Regions from separate parts of the Homo sapiens genome. Here regions 1 and 3 are each linked to region 2. A link is a contact called in ENCODE Hi-C or POLR2A ChIA-PET data. All regions are on one chromosome and are shown on one strand. Each heading gives the region's core, a stretch centred on a gene start or an enhancer-like site at or near the end of the contact. The rest is flanking DNA. Distances are from core to core; before and after follow the strand shown. Region 1 overlaps MTHFD1L (methylenetetrahydrofolate dehydrogenase (NADP+ dependent) 1 like). Region 2 overlaps LOC102723831 (a long non-coding RNA gene). Region 3 overlaps MTHFD1L (methylenetetrahydrofolate dehydrogenase (NADP+ dependent) 1 like).

Region 1 (4,889 bases), core at 924-3,423, 200 kb before region 2:
TTCATATTGAATAGCTCTGTATTTTTGAACCATGATTATTCATTTCTACTTCTGTTTTCTTTTTTCTTTTTTGCTACAAATACTGCGCTGGGATCGACTTCCTTTTGATCATTACACAAATAACCATGGCTGCCTCTTATGTTTATTCAGCTTGTTTTTTTTCCATAATTTGTACAGTGGAAAATCTTGTGGCCCTTGAATTTGCCCATTTTAAATTTGCCCTCAGTCATTTTAAACTCACATCCTGTCCCCCAGAGTGCTCGGCCATTCCCAGTGCAATCCAATAACTAATATTGTGCTATGCTTTGGGATCCACAGATTCTTTCACAATTAGATCTTTAAACTAACCATTGTATGAATCAGCATTCTTCACACATAGAACCAATAAGGATGTGTGTATATATAGAGAAAGATATTTATTGTAAGGAATTGGGTCACATGATTACAGAAGCTGGCAAGTCCAAAATCTGCACTGTGGGCTGGCAAGCTGAAGACCCAGGAGAGGCAGTGGTGCTAATGCAGTCTGAAGGCAGCAGTCTGCTGGAGAATTCTCCTGCTCTCAGGGGAGGCCAGTCTTTTTGTTGTACTCAAAAAGGCCTTTGACTGGTCAGTTGAGACCCACCCACATTATGTAGGACAACTTGCCTACTCAGAGGCTGCTGATTTCCATATCAATTTCATCATAGACACCCTCACAGAAACACGCAAAATAATGTTTGAACAAATACTGGACACCCTATGGCCCCAGCAAAGTTGACACATAAGATTAACCACAAGGCCAGGCACAGTGTTTCACCCTGTAATGCCAGCACTTTGAGAGGCCGAGGTGGGAGGACTGCTTGAGCCCAAGAGTTCGAGACCAGCCTGGGGAAGATAGCAAGACCTCGTCTCTACAAAATAATAAAAAATTATCTGGGTGTGGTGGTACACACCTGTATTCCTAGCTACTGGGGAGGCTGAGGCAGGAGGATCACTTGAGCCCAGGAGTTTGAGACCGCAGTGAGCTGTGATTGTGCCACTGCCCTCCAGCCTGGACAACAGAACTTTATGGCAATTACCGTAAAATGATTTCGAATGGTGATGTACTCTGTATAAATCAAGTATTAAACATATTATTAGTTTTATGTTCTAATTTGAACCAATGTTTGAGAAGTTTCATACTGTTCCATTGGCTCAAATTAGAATCATCCAGGGAGATTTTAAACATTACTGATCCCAGGTTCCCCTCCCAGAACTTCTGCTTTCATTGGTCTGGGTGGAGCCCAGGGATCAGTGTTTTCTAAAAGCTTCCCGCAGGAGTTTAGGTTTAGCCAGTGCTGCCAGCTACTGTTTTAAAAGCACAAAACATAGAGGTACATTTCTAAAAATTGAATGTGATTATGTTGTTCTTTCTTTCAGATCGGTTGTGTAAGCATTTTTATAGGATTATTCTTCATGTTTTCTCTCCTTATTTCAGGTAACGGCTGGTGTTCCTCTTAAGAAAGAATATACAGAGGAGGTAAGAGGAGCTGTTTAGATGCTTATGTGAAGAATCTCTTAAATCCAGTGACTCGTTGGCTTTCAGTGAATGAGCCCTCCTTCAGTGGCCTCTTAGAAAAGTGCTGTTCTGTCCGGGCGCAGTGACTCACACCTGTAATTTCAGCACTTTGGGAGGCCAAGGCGACCGGATCACATGAGGCCAGGAGTTCAAGACCAGCCAGGCAAAACCCATGGCCAACATGGCAAAACCTCATCTCTACTAAAAATACAAAAATTAGCTGGGCATGGTGGCTCACGCCTGTAGTCCCAGCATGAGAATCGCTTGAACCTGGGAGGCAGAGGTTGCAGTGAGCTGCGATCGCACCACTGTACTCCAGCCTGGACGACAGAGTGAGACTCTGTCTCAAAAAAAAGAAAAGAAAAGTGCCGTTCTAAGAATCCGAGAGGAAATGGATGGGATGAAAGGATAAAATTCATTCAGTTAACTCTTAAATATCAAGAAAAGATGGATATAGGCTTTGTCTACTATTGTGTACTCCCAGGGTAGCCATCAGAGCAGGAACTCAAGGTCTCCAGGTCAGAAACAAATATGAAGCTTACACTTCTGTATTCTTTTGTCATGGAAGGTCTATATACAGTTGGCTTTATGATTTACAGGAGTGGCTTACTCTTTTCTGTAAATAGACTTTGATTTGCTGGCAGCAGTACCTCTTAGCTCCTACAGGTGGCGCCAGGGATCTGAGCCAGGAATACCTGGTCAGAGCTCCTCACCCACCTGGGGCCTTGTGCCTGTCAGGCCTCAACCTGCAGAGCATGGGCGCATTGCATAGACCCTGCAGCCTGTCCTCAGCAGGGTGAGCTGCCAGGCTTCAGACCCACCCATATGCCATTGGATCCAGAATCATTTTAGAAATTATTTTGAAGACGAACCTCTTTATTCTTGCAGCCATCTTTCTTGGAGGAAAAAGTGAAAAAAGATGTAGCAAATCCTGCCAGAGAGGTGCTGGCAGTTTAGCTTGGCAGGTTTGGTGGGAGACAATACACAGGGGTCTGGGTTTTGCTTTTTTCTTTTTTACAGAACATCCAGCTGGTGGCAGACGGCTGCTGTAACCTCCAGAAGCAAATTCAGATCACTCAGCTCTTTGGGGTTCCCGTTGTGGTGGCTCTGAATGTCTTCAAGTAAGTCCAGCCTCCTCCTTTAAATGTGGGCATTATCACTAGGCCACCCTGTGAACGATATTTGTGTCTTGGGGTATTTGGTCTTTCTGTGCTTCATCTAAAAGTATACAGAAATACCCAGTTCTTTCTGTTTGTTTATTTGGTTTGGTTTCATTTTAGCAAATGTGTTCTCACAATGTTATTAAGGAAGTGAAATTTATATATAGTGAGTTACTATCTCCTTGGCTTTTTTTTTTTTTTTTTTTTTTAATTCTACCCAGCATTTTTGTCTGAAACAAACTGTGAATGATCAAAGGGATATGTTATGGAATTTTCTTGATAACACCCTTAACGACTTGAAATATTTGAGTCACTTTAGAGAGGACTTTTTTTTTCCATGCTTTAAGTCTGATTTATTTAAACACGATGTGACCACTTTTGATGTTTAAAATGTATTCAGTGTTAGGGAGCGAAGTTCTGTATAAATGGTGAGTCTTTCTTTGAAAACATAGCTAAATGGATACAGATGCAAAACCACAAACATTTTCTTCACTAGGACCGACACCCGCGCTGAGATTGACTTGGTGTGTGAGCTTGCAAAGCGGGCTGGTGCCTTTGATGCAGTCCCCTGCTATCACTGGTCCGTTGGTGGAAAAGGATCGGTGGACTTGGCTCGGGCTGTGAGAGAGGCTGCGAGTAAAAGAAGCCGATTCCAGTTCCTGTATGATGTTCAGGTAAGATCTAGTAAAAACAATGGCTCACATTTCTTACACCTTAGCATGGGTTGTCCCATTCTGTTGTCACCACAACCCTACAGATAAGAAAACTAAAGATAGAAGAGTTTAGGCCCGGTGCAGTGGCTCACGCCTGTAATCCCAACACTTTGGGAGGCTAGGGCGGGCAGATCACTTGAGGTCAGGAGTTCGAGACCAGCCTGGCCAACATAGAGAAACCCCATCTCTACTAAAAATACAAAAATTAGGTGGGCATGGTGGCGTGCACCTATAGTCCCAGCTACTCGGGAGGCTGAGGTGGGAGAATTGCTTGAACCCAGGAGGTGGAGGCTGCAGTGAGCCAAGATCGAGATCACACCACTGCACTCCAGCCTGGGCGACAGAGTGAGACCCTGTCTCAAACAAACAAACAAAAAGGTAGAAGAGTTTAAGCCATATGACAAAGTCACATTTCCAAGTACAGACCCTAGCTCCTTGTCCCAAAGCCTGTGCTTTTGAAGACTCCCAAATCGCAGTCCTAAGTGAGGAGGTACTTTAGCGAACAGGATTTGACAGCTGACGCTTTCAGGAGTTGCACAGGAACAAGAGCAATTTCGTGAGGATTGGGAAACCATGGGAGGTATTTTCCTTGTTCATTTCTCTTTTTTTTTTTTGAGACAGTCTCTGTTGCTCAGGCTGGAGTACAGTGGTGCAATCTCGGCTTACTGCAACCTCTGCCTCCCAGGTTCAAGCACTTCTCTGCCTCAGCCTCCTGACTAGCTGGGATTACAGGCACCTGCCAACACGTCTGGCTAAGTTTTTGTATTTTTAGTAGAGACGGGGTTTCACCATCTTGGGCAGGCTGGTCTCAAACTCCTGATCTCATGGTTCACCCACCTCGGCCTCCCAAAGTGCTGGGATTATAGGCATGAGCCACCACACCTGGCCTCTGCTTGTTCATTTCTGTTATGGTTCTTTTCTCTTGTGGTTTTATTGAACTATGTCTAGTGTATGTGTGTGTATATATACATACATAATATATTTATTTATTTTCATTGTGGTAAATATATATATAACAAAATTTACTATCTTAGCCTTTTTTTTTTTTTTTTTTTTTTGAGACAGAGCCTTGCTCTGTTGCCCAGGCTGGAGTGCAATGGCGTGATCTCGGCTCACTGCAACCTCCACCTCCCGGGTTCAAGCAATTCTTCTGCCTCAGCCTCCCAAGTAGCTGGGACTACAGGCGCAAGCAAGCGTGCCTGGCTAATTTCTTTTTTATTTTAGTAGAGTCGGGGTTTCACCGTGTTGCCCGGGCTGGTCTCGAACTCCTGAGCTCCGGCAGTCCACCCGCCTCGGCCTCCCAGAGTGCTAGGGTTGCAGGCGTGAGCCACCACACCTGGCCCATCTTAACCATTTTTAAGTGCACGTCAGTAGTGTTAAGTACATTCACATTGTCATGCAGCCAATCTCCAGAACGCTTTTCATCTTGCAAAACTGAAACTGTACCCACTGAACAACTCCCCATGCCCCTCCCTACAG
Region 2 (4,705 bases), core at 1,319-3,818:
TTACACTCTATGTCTGTGGTGAAAATAGAGGTAGGTAGCACTGGGTGTGGTGGCTTACACCTCTAATTCCAGCTATTCTGGAGGCTGAATTCGGAGGATCGCTTGAGCCCAGGAGTTTGAGTCCAGCCTGGGCAACATAGCGAGACCTTGTTTCAAAAGAAGAAAAATAGAAGTAGATAAGTTTCACTGTCCCAGGATCTACCATCAAACCTCTAGACAATGTAGGGTCTTACCCTGATTTCATTCACATCAGAATCATCGGGGGAGTTGTTTTTTGTTTTTTGGCTTTTTTTTTTTTTTTTTGGAGTTTCACTCTTGTGGCCCAGGCTGGAGGGCAGTGGTGCGATCTCAGCTCATTGCAACCTCTGCCTCCCAGGTTCAAGTGATTCTCCTGCCTCAGCCGCCCAAGTAGCTGGGATTACAGGTGCCTGCCACCACGCCTGGCTAATTTTTTGTATTTTTTTTAGTAGAGGTGGGGTTTTGCCATGTTGGGCAGGCTGGTCTTGAACTCCTGACCTCAGATGATCTGCTCGCCTTGGTCTCTCAAAGTGTTGGGATTACAGGCGTGAGCCACCATGCCCTGATTTTTGGCTTTCATCATAGTACCTCACATCCAGAGCGTCTATGATTTCGGCCTGTGGTCTCTCCATGAAGGGGTCAGGAGTGAGAAGGGGGCCCTGAAATTGATTGACTGCATGCACTCTGCCAGGCACTGTCTGTGTCAGGCATTCTTCACACACATCATTCTGTCTGTTCATTCTCACAGTAATCCCATCAAGAAGATGTTAACAGCCCCATTTTAGAAAGGAAGAACCAGGTTTCAGCAGTCCTGCCCAAGCTTCCACAGTCATAAGGTAGAGCTAGGATTAGAACAGTAACAAAATAAATTAGCATACTCTTGAAGGAAAAGAAAAAAAATGGCAACAGCTAATGTTTCTCTCCTGGGCTTAATGCCTTGCATCTTTTATCTCATGGAATCCTTTCAACAATCTTTTGTACATTGGCTTTTTTTTTTTTTTTTGAGATGGAGCCTCGCTCTGTCACCCAGGCTGGAGTGCAGTGGTGTGATCTCGGCTCCCTGCAACCTCCACCTCCCAGGTTCAAGCAATCCTCCTGCCTCAGCCTTTCAAGTAGCTGGAACCACAGACGCCTGCCACCATGCCTGGCTAATTTTTTTGTATTTTTAGTAGAGACGGGGTTTTGTCATATTGGCCAGGCTGGTCTCGAACTCCTGAACTCCTGACCCATCTGCCTCAGACTTCCAAAGTGCTGGGATTACAGGCATGAGCCACCGCGCCCGGCCTAGATTGTCTTTTATATCCCCACTTCACACATGATAAAACAGAAATGAAAGTGTAGAGACATTAAGCAATCCATCCAAGGTCACACAGCAGTAGAGTCGGATCTGTCTGGCAGTAAAGGCTGTGATCTTGGCCACAGTATGACACACTCTCATCCTTCCCTTCACAAAGTCCACACCCATTGTATATGTGCCACCCCTGTGACTCAGGTGCTCCTGTCACTTGCAATTTCTCTCTTTACGTTTCAATTAATCTTTTTTTGTTTGTTTTTTGTTTTGAGACAAAGTCTTGCTCTGTCACCCAGACTGGAGTGCAGTGGCGTGATCCCGGCTCACTGCAACCTCCGCCTCTGGGTTCAAGTCATTCTCCTGCCTCAGCCTTCCCAGTAGCTGGGACTATAGACGCATGTCACCATGCCCCGCTAATTTTTGTATTTTTTGTAGAGACAGGGTTTTGCCATGTTGTCTAGGCTGGTCTCAAACTCCTGACCTCAAGTGATCCACCCACCTGGGCCTCCCAAAGTGCTGGGATTACAGGCATGGGCCACCATGCCCAGCCCTTTCAACTAATTTTATGAGACATACCCAACCTGACAAGGAAGATCCAGGCAAGCCTCACTGATGCGCATTGCTCATCTCTAACACAACCCAGCCAAAGTCACTGATGGAGAGAGAATCTCTTCCATAAATTAGAGCACAAAGTTGTTGAATCATAGTTAATTTATCCAAGAATAAACATTTCTGTTGGTTTCTGAACATTTGATTTAGAAATTACACAGACTTAAAGGAAGCATTTATAGTCACTGCAATGACACAGTGAATGTCAGATGCAGGTCCTAGTTATTAAGCACATTTGAAAGAAAGAAAGCTTTATCCAGTTTGAATTCAAGAGGCTTTACAAAAAAATGCATAGCTAAGATAATCAGTAAAAAGAGGAGTTAGGATTTTTGAATACAAGGCAAGCCAGTTTCAACCTCATTTTATCCTCTGCCTGTCCTCCCATTCATCTTGATAATGCTTTGCCAAGTCACTGCAAGCTTTTGCTTGAATTAACTAGCCATATTTTATTATGTCCAGAACACACACTAACAGAGACTGCAGAACAAAGGGTAAAAATCAAGGATAAAGGGAGGAAGGACAGCTCTGTATTACAGGTAGAAGAGTCTCTTCACTTCTACTGCAGATTGAGTCGGGAGAAACTGTGACTAAGAATAGCTACACGGCCGGGATTGGTCATACGAGCCCACAGGCACTAGCAGCTGAGGTGGCTGCTGTCTGTTTAAATTGCTTTCCGGTGGCAAACACTTAATTGTAATCGAGACAGAGTTCAGGTTTATTTTCTGCTCGTTCCCTGCATCCTGCTCTTGTTCTCGATAAGCTTTTCCCCTGCCCTGGCGCCCACTGCACCCTCCATTTCCCAAGGAGCCCAGCTAGCCCCGACAATGTGATTAAGTGTTCTCTGTAGACGTGAGTCCTTGCTTCTGCTGGGTGCCTCTCTGTGTCAGCAGCAAATCAGCCTGCAGACCAGGGGTAGTGTTTCTGGAGGATCAGGTGAGAATGCCTGGACTCTGCACAGTTGGAAGCTGTTCATGAGATAATGGTACCTCTTGTTTTCATGTGCAGCTTTATATCAACAGTCCCTCGGTTTCTCCCATTGGAAATCAGCTACAGATATGAGCCGTGTAAGAATATAAGTACTGTAGGCTGGGTGAGGTGGCTCACACCTGTAATCCTAGCACTTTGGGAGGCCAAGGCAGGCAGATCACTTGAGGTCAGGAGTTCGAGACCAGCTTGGCCAACATGATGAAAACCCATCTCTACTAAAAATACAAAAATTAGCTGGGCATGGTGGTGTACACCTGTAGTCCCAGCTACCTGGGAGGCTGAGGTAGGAGAATCACGTGAGCCGGGGAGGCAGAGGTTGCAGTGATCCAAGATCACGCCACTGCACTGCAGCCTGGGAGACAGAGGGAGACTCTGTCTCAAAAAAAAAAAAAAAAAAAAAAAAAAAGAATGTAAGTATTGGATGTCCTGGCCAGAGCAATAAGGCAAGAGAAATAAATAAAAGGCGTCCAAATTAGAAAAGAGAAAGTCAAATTGTCCCTCTTTACTGCTAATATGATCTTATATCTAGAAAAACGCAGACTCCACCAAAAAACTCTTAAATCTAATAAATAAATTAAGTAACATTGTAGGATACAAAATTGATGTACAAAATCGGTAGCATTTCTATACACCAATAATGAACTAGCTGAGAAAAAAATCAAGAAAGCAATCCTATTTATAGTAGCTATAAAAAAAGAATAAAACACTCAGGAATATACATTCAACAAAGGAGGTGAAAGAGCTCTACAAAGAGAACTACAAAACACTGATGACAGAAACTGAAGTGGACACATACAAATGGACTGACATCCCATGCTCATAAGCTGGAAGAAATAATATCATTAAAATTATCATATTGGCCAGGCGTGGTGGCTCACGCACGCCTGTAATCCCAGCACTTTGGGAGGCCGAGGCAGGTGGATCACTTGAGGTCAGGAGTTTAAGACCAGCCTAGACAAACACAGTGAAACCCCATCTCTACTAAAAATACAAAAATTAGCTAAGCATAGTGGCAGGCGCCTGTAATCCCAGCTACTTGGGAGGCTGAGGCATGAGAATCACTTGAACCCAAGAGCTGGAGGCTGCAGTGAGCTGAGATAGCACCACTGTACCCCAGCCTGGGAAAAAGTGAGACCGTCAAAAAAAAAAAAAAAAAAAAAGACCACATTGCCCATAGCAATCTACAGATTCAATGCAATCCCTATCAAAATACCAATATCATTTTTCACAGAATTAGAAAAAAAAATCATAAAATTCTTATGGAACCAAAAAAGAGCCTGAATAGCCAATGCAATTCTGAGAAAAAAGAACAAAGCTGGAGGTATCACACTACCTGACTTCAAAATATGTTACAAAGCTATAGTAAACAAAACAGCATGGTATTAGTATAAAAGACACATACATTGATGGAACAGAATACAGAATACAGAAATAAATACATGTATTTATAGCCAACTGATTTTCAATAAAAGTGCCAAGAAGATACACTGAGGGAAGGACACTCTCTTCAATAAACGGTGCTGAGGAATGAAAGTGGACCCTATCTCTCACCATATACAAAAATCAACTCAAGATGGATTGGAGACTTAAATATAAGACCCAGAACTAATAGAAGAAAACACAGGGAAAATACTTCAGGACATTAGTCTAGGCAGATTTTATGGCTAAGATCTCAAAACAACAAAAAACTAAAACAAAAATAGACAAATAGAACTATATTAAATGAAAAAGCTTCTGCACAGCAAAGGGAACAATAGAGTGAAGAGACAACCTGTCGAATGGGAGAAATTATTTGCAAAC
Region 3 (4,510 bases), core at 877-3,376, 140 kb before region 2:
TGCCCAGCCAGGGTGTGGCCATACATGCCCATCCTGTGCATAGGGCAGGAGCAGACCCACCTGCACCACATGCGGTGGCCGCCATGACCACAAGACCAGGATAGGAGTGCTGATCAGGCCAGACCCCAAGGGCTGTTGCTCAGACCATACCTGGCCTGTAGAGTAGAAGAACTAAATGTCTCACACAGGCAAAGACTACTCTTCAATTCCTTTAATTGCAGGTGTATGTTGGAGTCCATGAAATACAAAGTTATTGAGAAGCATAACTAAATTTATAGTAGCTCCTCATTATATATTTTCATGTTGATAGGATTCTGCCCCCATGGGAATTAATTTTCTTCATCAAAAGTGATCTCCATACTCACAAACACTGAATAGCTTTGGGCTTTTAAAAACAATGTTTTGGCTTTAAAAGAACCACAGGAGGCTGGGCGCGGTGGCTTACGCCTGTAATCCCAGCACTTTGGGAGGCCGAGGCGGGCGGATCATGAGGTCAGAAGATTGAGACCATCCTAGCTAACATGGTGAAACCCTGTCTCTACTAAAAATACAAAAAAATCAGCCTGGCGTGGTGGCAGGCACCTGTAGTCCCAGCTATTCAGGAGGCTGAGGCAGGGGAATGGTGTGAACCCAGGAGGCAGAGCTTGCAAGTGAGCTGAGATCATGCCACTGCACTCCAGCCTGGGCGACAGAGCAAGACTCCATCTCAAAAAAAAAAAAAAAAAAAAAAAGAACCATGGCAAAAGTGTCCTTTAGCCGGGTGCGGTGGCTCACACCTGTAATCCCAGCACTTTGGGAGGCCGAGGCGGGTGGATCACGAGGTCAGGAGATTGAGACCATCCTGGCTGATACAGTGAAACCCCGTCTCTACTAAACATACAAAAAATTAGCCAGGCGTGGTGGCAGGCGCCTGTTGTCCCAGCTACTCAGGAGGCTGAGGCAGGAGAATGGCGTGAACCCGGGAGGCGGAGCTTGCAGTGAGCCAAGATTGCGCCATTGCATTCCAGCCTGGGCAATAGAGCAAAACTCCGTCTCAAAAAAAAAAAAAAAAGTGTCCTTTAGTCTACTGTTGGTTCTTCCAAAGAGCCATCCTTTCGCTGATGCTTTAGGAACTCCCAACCTGGGTCCTGTCAAGGATAAGCTCTCATCTTATTCCCACAAAATTCCTAGAGTTACTCATCATTTTCCTTTCATATTCAGCTCATTAAAGCAGTTTGTAGGTCTCTGTAGTCCATATTAGTAAGTGTTAAAAATGTATCAATTTGATTTTTTTTTTTTTTTTGAGACAGAGTCTTGCTCTGTAGCCCAGGCTGGAGTGCAGTGTTGCAATCATGGCTCACTGCAACCTCTGCCTCCTGGGTTTAAGGGATTCTCCTGCCTCAGCCTCCTGAGTAGCTGGGATTATAGGCGTGCACCACCACGCCTGGCTAATTTTTGCATTTTTAGTAGAAACGGGGTTTCACCACGTTGGTCAGGCTGGTCTTGAACTCCTGACCTCATGAGCCACCGCTCCCGGCCATCGATTTGATTATTATAAAATCAGGTTATATTGGTTTGACCAGTTAAAAACATCACAGGTTATTTAATCTTTTTATTTATTTATTTATTTATTGAGACAGAGTCTGGCTCTGTCACCCAGGCTGGTGTACAGTGGTGCAATCTCAGCTCACTGCAGCTTCGACCTCCTACGTCCAAGCAATTATCGTGCCTCAGCCTCCTGTGTAGCTGGGATTCCAGGTGTGCGCCACCACACCCAGCTAATTTTTGTATTTTTAGTAGAGACCAGGCTTCACCACGTTGGCCAGGCTGGTCTCGAACTCCTGGCCTCAAGTGATCCACCCGCCTTGGCCTCCCAAAGTGCTGGGATTACAGGTGTGAGCCACTGTGGCCAGCTAATCACTTTTTTAAATCACAATTTGTGTTACGTTCATGAGTAATGGGTGCCAGAAATAATGTTGTGTGTTAAACATAAATGTAGATGGGTAACCATGTATACAAATGCATATCTCCTCAACCCAGAGAGTGAAATTTCCCCACCCCAGTGACCCTGCCTCGCTGTATGGTTCATTCTTCTCCAGGAATTGAAACATGGTGGCAGCCTGCCAGCTTGGCGTTACCATTAATTCTTATTCTCTTCCCCTGCCGATGTCATGGGGACACCAGCCAAATGAACTCTGATGTGTCTCACGTAATGCATGTGGACTTCTGGTGCATGTAAACAGAGGGTGGTTATTCTTGATTGCACATTTGTGATTTTTAGTGAGGCTCTAAGGGAGAAGCAAGAGGACTTGAATAACAGATTTATTCTCGGGCACTGGTACATGAAAGAGATGAGTAATGCCAAACAAATAACACAATTCTGATTCACGCCATTGGTAATGGAGGAGACTTCTGGGTAAACAAACCAAAGTAACAGCTAGAATGCAGATCTGATCACAGCAGTGTGTTTTGATTCAGTCTAAAGATGACAAAGAAAAGTTTCTGCTGGTCCTATCTGTAGCAACAAGGGCCTGCCCGCCTGACCACACTGCAGTGGAACAGCCACATTGTGATTTTGCGGGCCTGAAGCCTTTCGTCTGGTGACCCTTTAAGAGGAACTTGAGCCAAGATCTTATCAGTGATGGAGATGGAGACACCTCAGGATTTTCCAGTATCGTTTTTCACTTTTTGTTCTTGGACATAGTTAATAACGCTGCCAGGTCTTTCAAATGCTGAGGCATTTCCTCATAGCTCCAAGTAGCTGCTGCGGGTCAGATTCTGCTTGAACCGAGGGTTCAATTACAACATCCGTATGCTTTCCAGCCCACTCTCTGACCTTTGTTCTTTTTTTCAGTACTTTTTCAGGCTCTTAATGTTTCCATCCACTAATCTCAGGAGACTCTGTAAATATTCTGAGTATACATAGCCCAATTACTTTTGAAAAGCTAATTTAATAGAAACTTCTTGATATGAATTGAATAAATTTTTTAACTTAAAAATCATTTACTTACAACTTAAGACAGTTAAACTTGAGAGTATTTGAAAGCTAGTAAACTTCAGAGCTTTCTTCAGTAGGCACGAACTTTACCATTTTTCTGACACTCAGCACGGTCAGCAATGACACATTCATTGGAGGACTCATCAATATCCCTAAAAATAGTAGCAGTACTCGTGCACAGCCTGATTTCTTTTGAACTTGGCTCAATTTCTTGGAAGCATTGATCATGGGATCCCGCTTTGATTCCTTTTCTGTAGACTAGTGCCAGTTTGCCCAGTTTCATTACATTTTTGGAAAGAGCTAAAACTATGGTATCGTTTTATTGCAGTCCTCACATCAATCATAATTTGGAGCAGTCTTGGTGAAAGATGAGGAATTCAGACTGGGATCCTGGGCAAGGCAGGTCCAGGGGGCAAGAGGGATGGAATGCAGTGAGTACTTATTTTATATCATAAGTACAGCCACCTCAGCCTCATGACTTTTTAGCCACGGCTTCATTCCAAAGTGACCACAGTCATAAGGCCCAAAACTATCTTCTCTCTCTTTCTCTCTCTCTCTCTCTCTCTCTCTCTCTCCCTCCCTCTCTCTGTCATAGGGACCTCCCTAATCCTCCAGGTTGTACAGCCAGGAAGGGTAAGGTATTGTCAAAAACAAGTGAGGTACCCCCTTGATAGCTCAGTGGGCCAGAGGGCCTCTGGATGCTGGCTGATCATGGCAAAAACTAAATACAGAATCCATACAGTGGATTCTCTGTGCTTTTTCTCTTCACCCCTCCTTACCCTTGACCAAATTTCTGACTGTGTTATTTTCTTATTGCAGTCCTCCCTGCTAGATATACAACTTTGACTTTCATCAGAAGAAAGTGCTCCCATTGCATTATTAGCTAAACCATGTTGCAGTGGCAACGCTCCTTCTTCCAGCTTGCCTCGGTGTTTCTGTAGTTAGCATCAGGTGTCCTTGGTTCTGTTTACCAGCCTGTCCAGGGATCACTTCCCTGGTGGGATCTCTCTGGTGACCCTCATCTCAGAGCTCAGCGGTGCCTTTGGGGCTACTTGCCAGACAACTCCATGTGACAGAGGGCCAGGTCCAAGTGCTCGATCACCCCAGCCACCATTTCAGAGTTCTCGGATTATAGATCCCTCAACGAGTCCCAGTGAGACACCGAACATGCCATAGAAGCTATGTTTTTCTATTTCAGCACACAGTAAAACACTACCTCTTAGATGTCGATGAGTACATGCTGCTTTTATGTTGACGCAGAGGACCTGTGTTGACTCTTCATCGGCAAGGTGTCTTTTTTTTAAGTTTCAATTGACACATACCACCTCTGGCCCAAGTGGACCACACAGTTATGCATGCCCTTTGGTGCAAGATACATCACGTCTCCAAGAACTCGGGTGTTTTTCTGATCATGGAGAATTAGATTCCACATATAGCTTGTATTTAGGATCTGCAGATTAGGTTTTATAAATTATGTTTGGCAAATGATAATCCACAAAGTAGATTCTAAGTTAAAATACTATAAAGTACTAT

What was found. Hi-C counts contacts between places; a loop is a spot of excess contacts on that map. ChIA-PET counts read pairs that join two places held with the same protein, here RNA polymerase II (POLR2A). Pooled maps may share reads with other maps.
Region 1: a loop to region 2 is called in a map with no recorded cell type, with 2.0 times the contacts of the local background. The contact joins two enhancer-like sites. A Hi-C loop is called at or near these places in 1 of 37 single-sample maps with no recorded cell type and 2 of 50 pooled maps. POLR2A ChIA-PET finds 5 or more read pairs at or near these places in 2 of 52 experiments (H1 and HEK293).
Region 3: a loop to region 2 is called in a map of HCT116, with 2.7 times the contacts of the local background. The contact joins two enhancer-like sites. A Hi-C loop is called at or near these places in 1 of 168 maps with a recorded cell type or tissue (HCT116). POLR2A ChIA-PET finds 5 or more read pairs at or near these places in 2 of 52 experiments (HCT116 and WTC11).

Annotation. Positions count from the first base shown.
Region 1 is chr6:151,012,323-151,017,211 of GRCh38, forward strand. It overlaps MTHFD1L (methylenetetrahydrofolate dehydrogenase (NADP+ dependent) 1 like), which reads left to right. Exons shown (of 28, transcript NM_015440.5): 22 at 1,457-1,498; 23 at 2,558-2,658; 24 at 3,194-3,371. Among named protein-coding and RNA genes, the nearest start is that of MIR12131, 88 kb to the right of the region's middle. Within about 2 kb of position 2,174, at least 6 of the 41 ENCODE cell types and tissues checked have a DNase peak (open chromatin) inside an H3K27ac peak, as active enhancers do.
Region 2 is chr6:151,206,979-151,211,683 of GRCh38, forward strand. The region is part of intron 1 of LOC102723831 (a long non-coding RNA gene); the gene reads right to left. Among named protein-coding and RNA genes, the nearest start is that of AKAP12, 31 kb to the right of the region's middle. RefSeq lists an enhancer at 1,098-1,597. Within about 2 kb of position 2,569, at least 3 of the 41 ENCODE cell types and tissues checked have a DNase peak (open chromatin) inside an H3K27ac peak, as active enhancers do; they include HCT116, where a contact is called at or near this core.
Region 3 is chr6:151,065,730-151,070,239 of GRCh38, forward strand. All of the region lies in intron 26 of MTHFD1L (methylenetetrahydrofolate dehydrogenase (NADP+ dependent) 1 like), which reads left to right. Among named protein-coding and RNA genes, the nearest start is that of MIR12131, 35 kb to the right of the region's middle. Within about 2 kb of position 2,127, at least 27 of the 41 ENCODE cell types and tissues checked have a DNase peak (open chromatin) inside an H3K27ac peak, as active enhancers do; they include HCT116, where a contact is called at or near this core.